Linked DNA regions of Homo sapiens: region 2 is linked to region 1. Evidence: read pairs that join two places in POLR2A ChIA-PET (ENCODE). Cell type or tissue: Panc1. All regions are shown on one strand. Links, peaks and the distances in the headings refer to the core of each region. The heading gives the core; the rest is flanking DNA.

The links. ChIA-PET counts read pairs that join two places held together with the same protein. Peaks named below come from ENCODE experiments on the same cell type or tissue, not always from the same donor. Only the 100,000 strongest peaks of a DNase experiment are listed, where the experiment ranks them.
Region 2: POLR2A ChIA-PET joins it to region 1 with 8 read pairs; 2 of 35 experiments call an interaction of 5 or more read pairs at or near these places.

Annotation. Positions count from the first base shown.
Region 1 is chr17:72,602,729-72,608,097 of GRCh38, forward strand. It overlaps LINC00511 (long intergenic non-protein coding RNA 511), which reads right to left. Exons shown (of 5, transcript NR_033876.1): 4 at 375-1,080. Among named protein-coding and RNA genes, the nearest start is that of LINC00673, 13 kb to the left of the region's middle. RefSeq lists an enhancer at 109-1,076. In Panc1, for the core only: no CTCF peak of the experiment used is centred there; no DNase peak of the experiment used is centred there; H3K4me3 peaks cover 4 bases; H3K27ac peaks cover 2,681 bases.
Region 2 is chr17:73,357,961-73,363,329 of GRCh38, forward strand. It overlaps SDK2 (sidekick cell adhesion molecule 2), which reads right to left. Exons shown (of 45, transcript NM_001144952.2): 39 at 3,724-3,885; 40 at 119-244. Among named protein-coding and RNA genes, the nearest start is that of CDC42EP4, 49 kb to the left of the region's middle. RefSeq lists an enhancer at 3,098-3,769. In Panc1, for the core only: no CTCF peak of the experiment used is centred there; no DNase peak of the experiment used is centred there.

The DNA.
Region 1 (5,369 bases), core at 191-5,190:
AAGAAGTGCATTCCAGGGGTATGATGGAGAGAAAAGCAAAGCTACCGTCTCTTCTACAAGAGGACAGTCAGAACAAACACAACACAGTCTCACATCCAGGGGAAACGTGAATGAAATGGCTTCAGAAAGACCCAGACACCCAGAAGTGCCAGCACCAGGTGACAGAGGGAGGGGACCCATCCAGAACACACCTTCTCCCTGTGGCAGAACTAGCGAAACCAAATAGGGCAACACAGAAAGGCGACCTGGTGTGTGTGGGTTCAGAGCACAACTTCCCCAAGCCTCCTCCAGGGGGTTAACTGGAAGTCCTACCCAGATTTTGCAAGAAGCTTTGTCATGCAAATATTCTCCAAGACATCAGTTCAGGCACTCACCTCAAATGCCCTCCCTTCTCCCTCGGTCATTTCTTCCTTTCCAGTGAGCAGGTCACAAGGGCAGGCGCAGGAGATGTGATTGAGCTGTGCTGGGAAATGCCTCGGCCCCACCCCACTCCTACTACCCCCTGTGAGGAGGAGGCACAGGCGGGCACTGCCCTCGGAACACTAAAGCTTTGTTTCCTGGAGGTTCTGAAATCAGCCTCCTCACGTACCTCACCCAACACCAAACGTTCTGTCTCCACTTCCTCCTCCACCAAGGACTTTGGGGGGCTTGAAGGAGAATGAGGGAGAGCGGCAGAAAGGATGGCTAGCTAGTAAAGCCCCACATGCCTGCTCAGGCCTGTTCAAGCCCAGTGAGGTATATGTGGGTTCAGAACTGATTACACTTCCCCATCTTACAGATGAGAAAATGGGCTTAGAGAAACTGAAGAATTCGACCCGGGTCACATGGTGGGTAGATGCTGAACAGGCTTTGAACTCTGGTAATTCCAAGGGCACAAGCTGTGTATTTTTTCCTGTAACATCACCTGTCTCCTTGCCAGCTGGGCTGGAGAGATGGCTCTCTGTTGAAGAAAGAGAAGACTCAGATTCAAGTTCAGGGTCAGCCCTTAATTAGAGTGTGGGTTTCCTGTGGGAAAATGGGGGTTGGCCCCATGTACAAGTCTCCGATGAGGTCATACGCCGTAAGTCTGTTCCATGGGCTCTGTAGAAAAAACACAGCTGATGAAAAAAATAACAAACCATCACATTGTTATTCATTTATTCATTCACTCATTCAATGAAAGGTTTATTGAGAGGCTTCTAGGTGTCAGGCCCAGGGCAGGGAGAGATAATAAGGATCTGATCCTTCAGCCTAGAAGTGAAAGGCACATTCTTAAGAAATCTATCCAACCCTTCATTTTACAGAGGTAGAAAGTGAAGCCCAGAGAGGGAAAGCAACTCACCCAAGGTCACACAGCGAGGCAGCAGCAACCACCAAGACCTAGGGTAGCCTGCCTGACAGTGGGCCTATCAGCAGCCCAGGCTATCCAAAGAAGGTAGGACATGTCATTCAGTTCAACCTAATAGACCTGTTCTAAATCAACTAAGCCAGGAAGCCAAAACCTGCTTATGGGGCCCTACTGCGGGTCTCCCTGGGGAGAGGAATCAGCCACTGAGCTTTTGACAGAAATCAGCCACCCTGCAGGAGATGTCCTACAGAGATGACCAGCCCAATTTGTTGCTGAAGCCCTCACTTTAGTGAGCCCAGTTCCTAAGCCCAGCACTAAAGATAACACACCTCCCTCCATACTAAGTCCCTGTCAATATTCATCCAGCATCTAAAGTTCTGGTGCCAGAAGCTGCACCTCCACAGATCTTCAAGCTAATCTGTCCTAGCCCAGGTGAGATTTTGCATCCGAAGAAAATAAGACTTTAGTCAGATTACCCAGGAATAGGACCTGATGGGTATCCCAGGGACTAACCCTCTCGCCCTGCAGATCACTGCCTGACCCCTCCACCTGGCTGACATGTCCCTGGGTAGAGAGCTCTTCTGGTAGAGAAGCACAGACGGTTCCGGGAAGCAGGAAATGTCAGGGTCATGGCCGGTGCTAGAAGAGTTGCCTTCTGTCCTTGAAAGCTGAGGTTAAGCCACATCCGATGACCTCAGAGGACATGGCAGGTGAGCATAGGACCGTAGCATGGCAGAAACCCAGCCACCTGCCAGGGCGAGGCCTGCACCCTCGGGGAGCCACTGTAAACATCTGCCCCTCCGCATCACGCAACTTACCAGAGACGAGGCTTAAACACAAGCCTTCATTTTCTCATTAATAAATCCAGTGGTTTCCCTTGGAGAGACTGCCGCTAGCCACTAAATAAACCAAAAAGAAAACTCTCTGGAAAGGCAAACAGGTTTTCAGGCCAATTCTGATCCATCTCAGCAAAGAAGTGGTCTTTGATGCCTCTAAAGCTTTTTGTCTTGGACAACCGGCAGTGGAGCTCAAGGACTCGGGGCTCCATACCTGACTAAGAGATTTTGTCTCTAAGGAGCCACAGGCTGGAAAGCACAGGTTGTTTTGTTTCTCCCAACACCAGCGGGCTCTGAGGAAGACGGAGTCTGCATGAGATTTAGAAAGGTTGAGTAAAAAGACACAGGGAGAGGCCGGGCGGGGTGGCTCACCCCTGTAATCCCAGCACTTTGGGAGGCTGAGGCAGGTGGATCACTTGAGGTCAGGAGTTCAAAACCAGCCTGGCCAACATGGTGAAACCTCATCTTTACTAAAAATACAAAAATTAGCCATGTGTGGTGGTGGGTGCCTGTAATTCCAGCTACTCGGGAGGCTGAGGCAGGAGAATCTCTTGGGCCCGGGAGGCTGAGGTTGCAGTGAGCTGGGATCGCACCACTGCACTCCAGCCTGGGTGACAGAGTAAGACTCCGTCTCAAAAAAAAAAAAAAAAAAAAGACACAGGGAGGGAGTAAAGGAGGCAGAAAAGACCATAAGACCATTACTGCTTCTCAAATGTACCAATGAGGCATCACTTCTGCCTGGGACACCCTCCTGTGCCCAGGAGCTTTGCATGTCTGGCTCACTCCTACCACTTGGTTCTCTGCCCAGTGTCACCTCCCTAGAAGAGCCTTCTCCCACCATGCCGTAAAAGGTGCCTCCCACTTCCCTGTCACCTTCTAACACAGTGCCCTGTGAACTGGGATACAGGAGAAACAAGAGAAGAGCCCCCACTGAGTATAGGAAGAGATCTCCACTGAAAAGAGAAAGAAACCCCCACTGAAGAGGGGAGGGACCCCTCACTGACCATGGGAAGAGCCCCCCTTTGATTATGAGAAGAGCCCCCCCACTGAATGGGAAGAGCCTCCCCAGTTAATATGAGAAGACCCCTCCCACTGACTATGGGAAGAGCCCCCCACTGGCCATGGGAAGAGCCCCCCAGTGAATATGGGAAAAGCCCCCCTTTGATTATGAGACGAGCCCCCCACTGACCATGGGAAGAGCCCCCCACTGAATGGAAAGAGTCTCCCCCAGTTAATATGAGAAGAGCCCTCCCACTGACCATGGGAAGAGCCCCGCAGTGAATATGGGAAGAGCCCCCCTAGTTAATATGAGAAGAGCCCCCCTCCACTGACTGTGGGAAGAGCCCCCCAGTGAATATGGGAAGAGCCCCCCACTATGGGAAGAGCCTCCCATTGGCTTTGGGAAGAGCCCCCCACTGACCATGGAAAGAGCCCCCCACTGACTATGGGAAGAGGCCCCCATTGACTTTGGGAAGAGCCCCCCACTGACCATGGGAAGAGCCCCCCACTGACTATGGGAAGAGCCCCCCATTGACTTTGGGAAGAGCCCCCCACTGACCATGGGAAGAGCCCCCCACTGACTATGGGAAGAACCCGCATCCCCACCCCCGCCACCAAGTATGAGAAGAGATCTCCACTGAATAGGGGAAGAGGCCCCCACCGAAAAGGGGAAGAACCTCACTAAGTATAGGAAGAGCCACCCACTGATTATAAGAGCCCCCACTGATTATAAGAGCCCCCACTGAATAGGGGAAGAGGCCTCCACTGAGCACAGGAAAAGCCCCCAACAGAGTCATGCTCCTGGCCACTTTCTCCACCTTGTCCTCAGAACAAGCCACTGACTGGTGGGCAAGAGCCATGGGCCCAGGTTTCTGGAGTCAGCTGCTAATTTATCTAAAGTCTGTAAGGCCTGGACACTGAGTCTCAGAAGTAGTCCTGCTAGTCTTGCTCTATAGATCCTAACTTGGCCTCAGAAGACTGTCCCTAGAGCTAAACTGAAAGGGGGAACTGAGAGCTCAGGCAAGCCCACCTGGTCCCAGGACAATCAGGTTCTCCAGCCTAGCTCTGATCATTAAAAATCACACATGGGAGCTGCACCTGCCTGACTGCTGTGCCCATGTCTCTGTTGGCTTAAAAATCAGGCAAAGACTTCCTTAGACCCTTTCTATGTGTTTGTTTATTTTGATCTCTCCTCCATTAGAATGTAACCACCAGGGTCTCTGCTTTTGCTCACTGTATCCTTAGTCCCTAGAAGGGTCCCCAGCGCCTAGTGGGTGAGTATCAGATATATATTGCTAGAGAAAACAGATCATCATTATTGAGGGTCTACTATATGCTAGGCATGAGATGGATGTCTCACCTGATCCCCTTGACAACCTTTAAGGATGATGTGATTAAGCCCATTTTGCAGATGAGGAAACTGGGATTCAGAGATAGACAGTGAGCTTTCTAGCATGACATTAATGAGGAGCATCACGCCAGGCCCTGAAGTGCAGGGGGCTCTCATTCCACGGTTTTAACACTCAAAACCACAGTGGAAGTTCAACACTACCAACAGCAATCATTTCAAATGAAAAGAACAACTCTTTAATTACTTTGACAAGTTGACTTTTAACCTACCTATTTTCAAAAAGTATTTGAGTCAAGAAGAAATAGAATATCTAAACAGACCCATAACAAGTAAAAAGAGACTGAATTAGTTAAAACAAAACCAAACCACATGAAGCAGAGCCTAGGACCAGATGGCTTCGTGGATGAATGCTACCAAACATTTAAAGAGGAATTAACTCTAATCCCTTACAAGCTCTTCCAAAAAAATAGAAGAGGAGGGACAACTTCCCAATTCATACTATGAGGCCAGTATTATTACCTTGATACTAAAACAAGACAAAGACACCACAAGAAAAGAAAAACACAGACCAATATTCCTTATGAGTAGATGCAAAAATCATCAACAAAATATTGTCAAACTAAATCCAGCAACATATAAAAAGAGCAGACACCATGACCAAGTGAAATTTATCTCAGGAATGCAAAGATGGTTTAACATAGAAAAATCAATGTGACACACCATATTAACTGAACAAAGGACAAAAATCACATGATCATCTCCATTGACACAGAAAACACATTTAGCAAAATTCAACACATTTTCATTATAAAACACTCAACAAACTAGAAATAGAAGGGGATTTCCTCAACTTGAC
Region 2 (5,369 bases), core at 195-5,194, 760 kb after region 1:
TGTAGTAGCACAAGCGCCTTCTCAGGCGGAGGACAGAGGCAAGTGCCCCAAGTGGAGGGACCCAGGAAGAAGGGAGATAATGAGCTGTGGGGTCTCAGCCCAGCAGGGCGGGGCGCACCTGAAGGTCTGGCCTCGATGACGTAGCGGGTGATGGGCCCTTTGCCCGGGTCTCCGCTGGACCAGTGAATGGCGATGGCAGAGCTGTACCGCACGATGATGGGCACGCCAGGCGGTCCTGGGGCACCTGCAGACAGCACACAGAGGCGAGGGATGTATGGAACCCAGAACAGCCACCCAGCCCGTCACCCTGGGCTCGAGGAGGAACACTGGGTGACAAAACCAACCCTGGACAGAGAGCCGCCAGGAAGCCCTGCAAATGTCGCGGCCTGAGAGTACATCTCAGGCTGGGCCTGCCAGGATGGACTGTTGTCCCCCTGGGCTACCCCTATGCTCCATATTCCAAATCCCAGGGCAGAAGACAAATGGAATGGTCCAGAAAGGTCCCTGGAGTAGAGCCAGGAGACCTGGGTTCCAGCCCAGAACGTGTTAGATGGGTGATTTTGATCAATTCACATAGCCTTCCAGTGCCTCCGTTTCCCCCTCTATAAGGGCCTTTTGGAAGGTAAGGCTTGAAGGCTGTGTCCTGGATGGTGGGGAATAGAGGTGGGTGCGATGATGGCAGAGTGGGCCCATGAGAGGAGGGGGTTGGTCGGAGCGGGGCTGAAGAGTCCAGTTTCTCCCTCCTGGTAGGTGATATGATGTCCGCCCTCCCTCATTCCTGCCTAAAATCCCCCAACCCCAACTGCATTTCCTATTAGGTTAGACAAGGGGAGAGGGGGTTTATGCCCCAGGAGGCCTTGGGGCCTGTGCTGCTAGGAGGAGGGAGGAAGGACTGGGCCCCATGCCGCGCTCCTGGAATGAAGGTACGTCAGGAGCAGCCTGGGATGTGGGCCAGTGAGGGAGCCGGCCCTAGGAGCTGGAGCAGATGAGAGGAGGTGACTCCAGCAATGAGAGGAGTGAGCCAGGTATCTGTCTGCAAGGGGCTCTGAGCCCCTTCTCTTGGGGGTGCCCGTCCAGAATCCCGACCCCACATGCTGTCACCTCCAATCCTGCTCCCCACCAAAGGTGGGGCTCTGTACCCCCAGAGCTGGGTACACAGTAGGTGCTTCCTCTGTGCTTAGGGGATGAGGGAGGGAACCAGTGCATGAGTGGGTGGCCACCTGGTTTGTTGGTGGGGGGTCTCTGTGGAGCAGAGTCTAGCATCACACTGATGCTCCCCCAGGGCCCTGGAGGGCCAGCAGGCCCTCCTTACACAGCCTGGCAACCCCACCCGGCCACTATGCCCACCCCATCGCTCACACAGCCTGGCAGCCCCGCCTGGCCCCTATGCCCACCCCACAGCATTGGAGGGCACCATTTCCTTCCTTCCCTATGGAGCAGCCTGTCTGCAGCACAAGGGCAGAGTAACTGCGGGGTCAGGTGGGGTGGACACGCCTGAGGGAGTATGGTAGGGCAGGCAGCCCTCAGGACCCTGTACTCATCCTGCACAGGACAGTACTCAGGGCTGAGGACAGAGCCTGCACCTTCTCCGGGGCCAGGAGCTTCCAGCGAGTCCAGCCACTGCCTGGCTGCATGTTCCCCGCCTGCAGACCGCCCCCTGCACCCACACCATGTGGGAGGATGGCTTCTTTATTTCTTTTTTTGAGACACGTTCTCACTCTGTTGCCCAGGCGGGAGTGCAGGGGCACGATCACAGCTCACTGCAGCCTCCACCTCCTGGGCTCAAACGATTCTCCCACGACAGCCTCCTGAGTAGCTGGGACTTCAGGTATTCACCAGTATGCCTGGATAATTTTATTTTTGTAGAGATGGGGTTTTGCTGTATTGCCCAGGCTGGTCTTGAACTCCTGGGCTCAGGCAATCCACCCGCCTCCACCTCCCAAAATGTTGGGATTACAGGCGTGAACCCCCACACCCGGCTGGTTCTTTCTTTCTCAGAGTGCCCTCCACTACCTTCTCTGAACCCTCTGCCCTTTATCTCCTCCCACCTCCCCACCTCTCAGCCTGGGACACTTCAAGCCTCAGGATAGAACAGCCTGTCCTCCGCACAGCCCTCTCCTGTCCCCAGGCCACTGCCAACGCTTGGTCCTCAGTTGCTTGCCAGCTCTCTCTCCTACTTTTGTTTCCCAGGAAGCTGGCTCAGGTGAGAGGCAGCGCGGGGCGGGGCTGGAGGCAGATGAAAGGACAGCGGCTGGGTGGCTCCTGGGCTGCCTCCTGCAGGCTTTGTCCTGAGTTTGCCCTAGAGCTACAGGGCTTCTTTGCAGAACCAGACTGTGGGGAATAGAAAGTGACTGGCCAGAAAGAAAAAGTGAAGCGCAGCCAGACTAAGCCATTAGGGGAAGACTCTCTTCCTGAGTCAGGCTAATTGGGACTGCTGGGGAGGGGAGGCCTGCGCCATTCTTGGCTGAAGGGGGTGGGCAGAGGAGGAGATGGGATTTTAGGGGAAGTCCAGGATGGGCTGTACCCCTTCTTAGGGAGGGAGGCAGCAGAGTGGTCTGGGAGGTGACTTTTGTGTTCAGGACAGGACATTCTACACTGACCAGTAACAGGGACTTTGGAGGGCTAAACCTTGACCATGGCAAATGCCTGGGGGGATGAGGGGTGGGAGGGGAAGGGAGGTGAAGAGGACATTTAAAGGAGGCGATTGGGCACAGTGGCTCATGCCTGTAATCCCAGCACTTTGGGAGACTGCAGCAGGTGGATCACTTGAGGTCAGGAGTTGGAGACCAGCCTGGCCAAACCCTGTCTCTACTAAAAATACAAAAATTAGCTGGTCGTGGTAGAAATCACCTGTAATCCCAGCTACTTGGGAGGCTGAAGCTTGAGAATTGCTTGAACCCGGGAGGTGGAGGTTGCAGTGAACTGAGATTGCACCACTGCACTCCAGCCTGGATGACAGAGCGAGACTCTGTCTCCAGAAAAAAAAAAAAAAAGCCCAAACAACAACAACAGAAACAATACAGGAGATTAAGGAAGACTTCCTGGGGTGAGGGGCGGGCAGTTACACACAAAAGGGCGTTCTGCGGAGGGGGTGGGTGGTGAGGTGGGGGAGGCAGGGCCCTGGCTGTGAATAGGTGACCTGCTCCATCAGGTGTTTCTCAAGGTGCCACTTTGTCACGGCCTCCAGGGGCTTTTGTCTAAGTGCAGACTGCCAGGTCCCACCTCAGCCCCAGGAAATCAACCCCTCGGAGCATCCACCCTGGGAACGTGCATTTTAGTGCGCCCTGCTCTGAGAACCGCTGCCTGGAGGGTAGGGGTGGTTCAGGGGCGTGGGAAGATGGCTCTGGCTGGGCGAAAGGCAGGGGCACCTGCCAGGCTGCATCCTTCCAGGACGGAAGTAAAGGAGGCCATGCAATTAGCAGGGAGAGAAAGAACGAAGCAGGCGCAGTGGCCAGGCCAGGCCTGTGGGCTGGGCCTAAGTGGGAGAGGAGGGGGCGCTGCTCCAGGGTTTGTGGCTTGAGGAACCTGAGGACACATTAATCAAAGCGTGGAGCCCGGGAGGAGGGAGCGGGGGGAGGGGTCACTGGGCACCAGGGGAAAGAGTGAGCTCTGTCCTCCACTCTGTTTCCAGGGTCCAGCACAGCTCTTGACACCGGGGGCCCCTTCTGACTGGGGACGCTGAACCGCCGTGTGGAAGACATGCCTGGTCCGTTGCTCTCCTACCTTCTCCGGGGCCCGTGGTGACGTTGGCTTCGATCTCCGGCCCGTAGGTGAAGGTCTTGGCTCTGATGCGGAACCTGTAGGTCACCCCCTCCGCCAGGTCCTTCACCTTCAGCCACAGGGGGCTGTTCCCCTTCACGTCCACGGTCACGATCTTGCTGACTCCTGGGGGAGGCACAGCAAGTGGGGACTGGGCACAGGGCCCACCGAGGGCACTGGAGGCCATGGGGAAGGGGAAGCGGCCGTGGCCTGGGCCCCGGGACCCTGGGTAGGGGCCTCACTCCTTGAGGTCAGGCTGAAATGCACCCCCAGCCCACACAACCACATTGCCCATGCTGTGTTTCTCACAGCACGGTCCTGCCTGCTGTTCTCAGGGAGAACGGCTCCATGGTTCAGTATGTTTGGGAAAAGCTACTACTGTCTGTGTCTACTGAGTAGCCACAGGGTCCATCATCAGCATCTACAGAAAAGAGAACACTCGCCATCCTGTTTAATGTAACCTCTGCACCCCAAATATGTTTCGGCTCCATTGCTATTCCCTTATGCAGCATCCCATGGGACTAGAATTATATCCTTTTTCAGGAAGTGCTTCCATAAAAATACCAAAAGCCCAGAGTTGCGGGGACACACTTTTGACCAGGTCCTCCACCTGAGCCCCACTCCAGCTCCACCTCTGGGGTTCAGCCAGGAGCTCACATGGCCCTCCAGCACCTATATCTGCCACAATTTTTTTTTTTTTTTTAAGACAAGGTCTTGCTCTGTTGCTCAGGCACAATCATGGCTCACTGTAGCCTCGACCTCCTGGGTTCAAGCCGTCCTGCCACTTTCAGCCTTCCAAGTAGCTAAGACTGTAGGTGTGCACCATCATGCCTGGCTAATTTTTAAATTTTTGTAGAGACAGGGTCTCATTATGTTGCCCAGGCTGGTCGCGAACTCCTGGCCTCAAGTGATCCTCCCACCTTGGCCTCTCAAAGTGCTGGGATTATAGGCATGAACCACTATGCCCAGTCCACCAAGCTTTTTAGGGCAAAAGTGAGGATGCCTCAGCACCCCAAATCACAGCAACTAGAGGGGACGCTTGAGCCAGCTTTCAGGAGGTGGGGGTTTGCACTCTGTGCTTCGCGAATCCAAATACTCCTGACTGCCAGCCTCCCTGGGAGCCGGGGTTAGTGTCATTTCCCATGTCCATCGAGCACGCCAGTCACCAGTGAAAGACAGGCCTTGCAGCCAATAGGCTGGGCTCAGACCCAGTGATGGCGCCGGCCCCGGCATGTCCCTTAACTTGGCTTCAGTTTGTTCTGCCGAGTGAGGGTGTCCACAGCATCTTAGGCAGGGATGCTATGAGCTTTAAGTAAAATAACAGAGCATGTAGGTGCCTGACCTATTTATTGACTAAGTGGATTACTAATATTATCGTTTTGAGGTGGATTTTCACTATTGTTGCCCAGGCTGGAGTGCAATGGCGCGATCTCAGCTCACTGAAACCTCCGCCTCCTGGGTTCAAGCGATTCTCCTGCCTCAGCCTCCCGAGTAGGCGTCCACTACCACACCCAGCTAATTTTGTATTTTTAGTAGAGACAGGATTTTGCCACGTTGGTCAGGCTGGTCTCGAACTCCTGAACTCAGGTGATCCACCGCCTCGGCCTCCC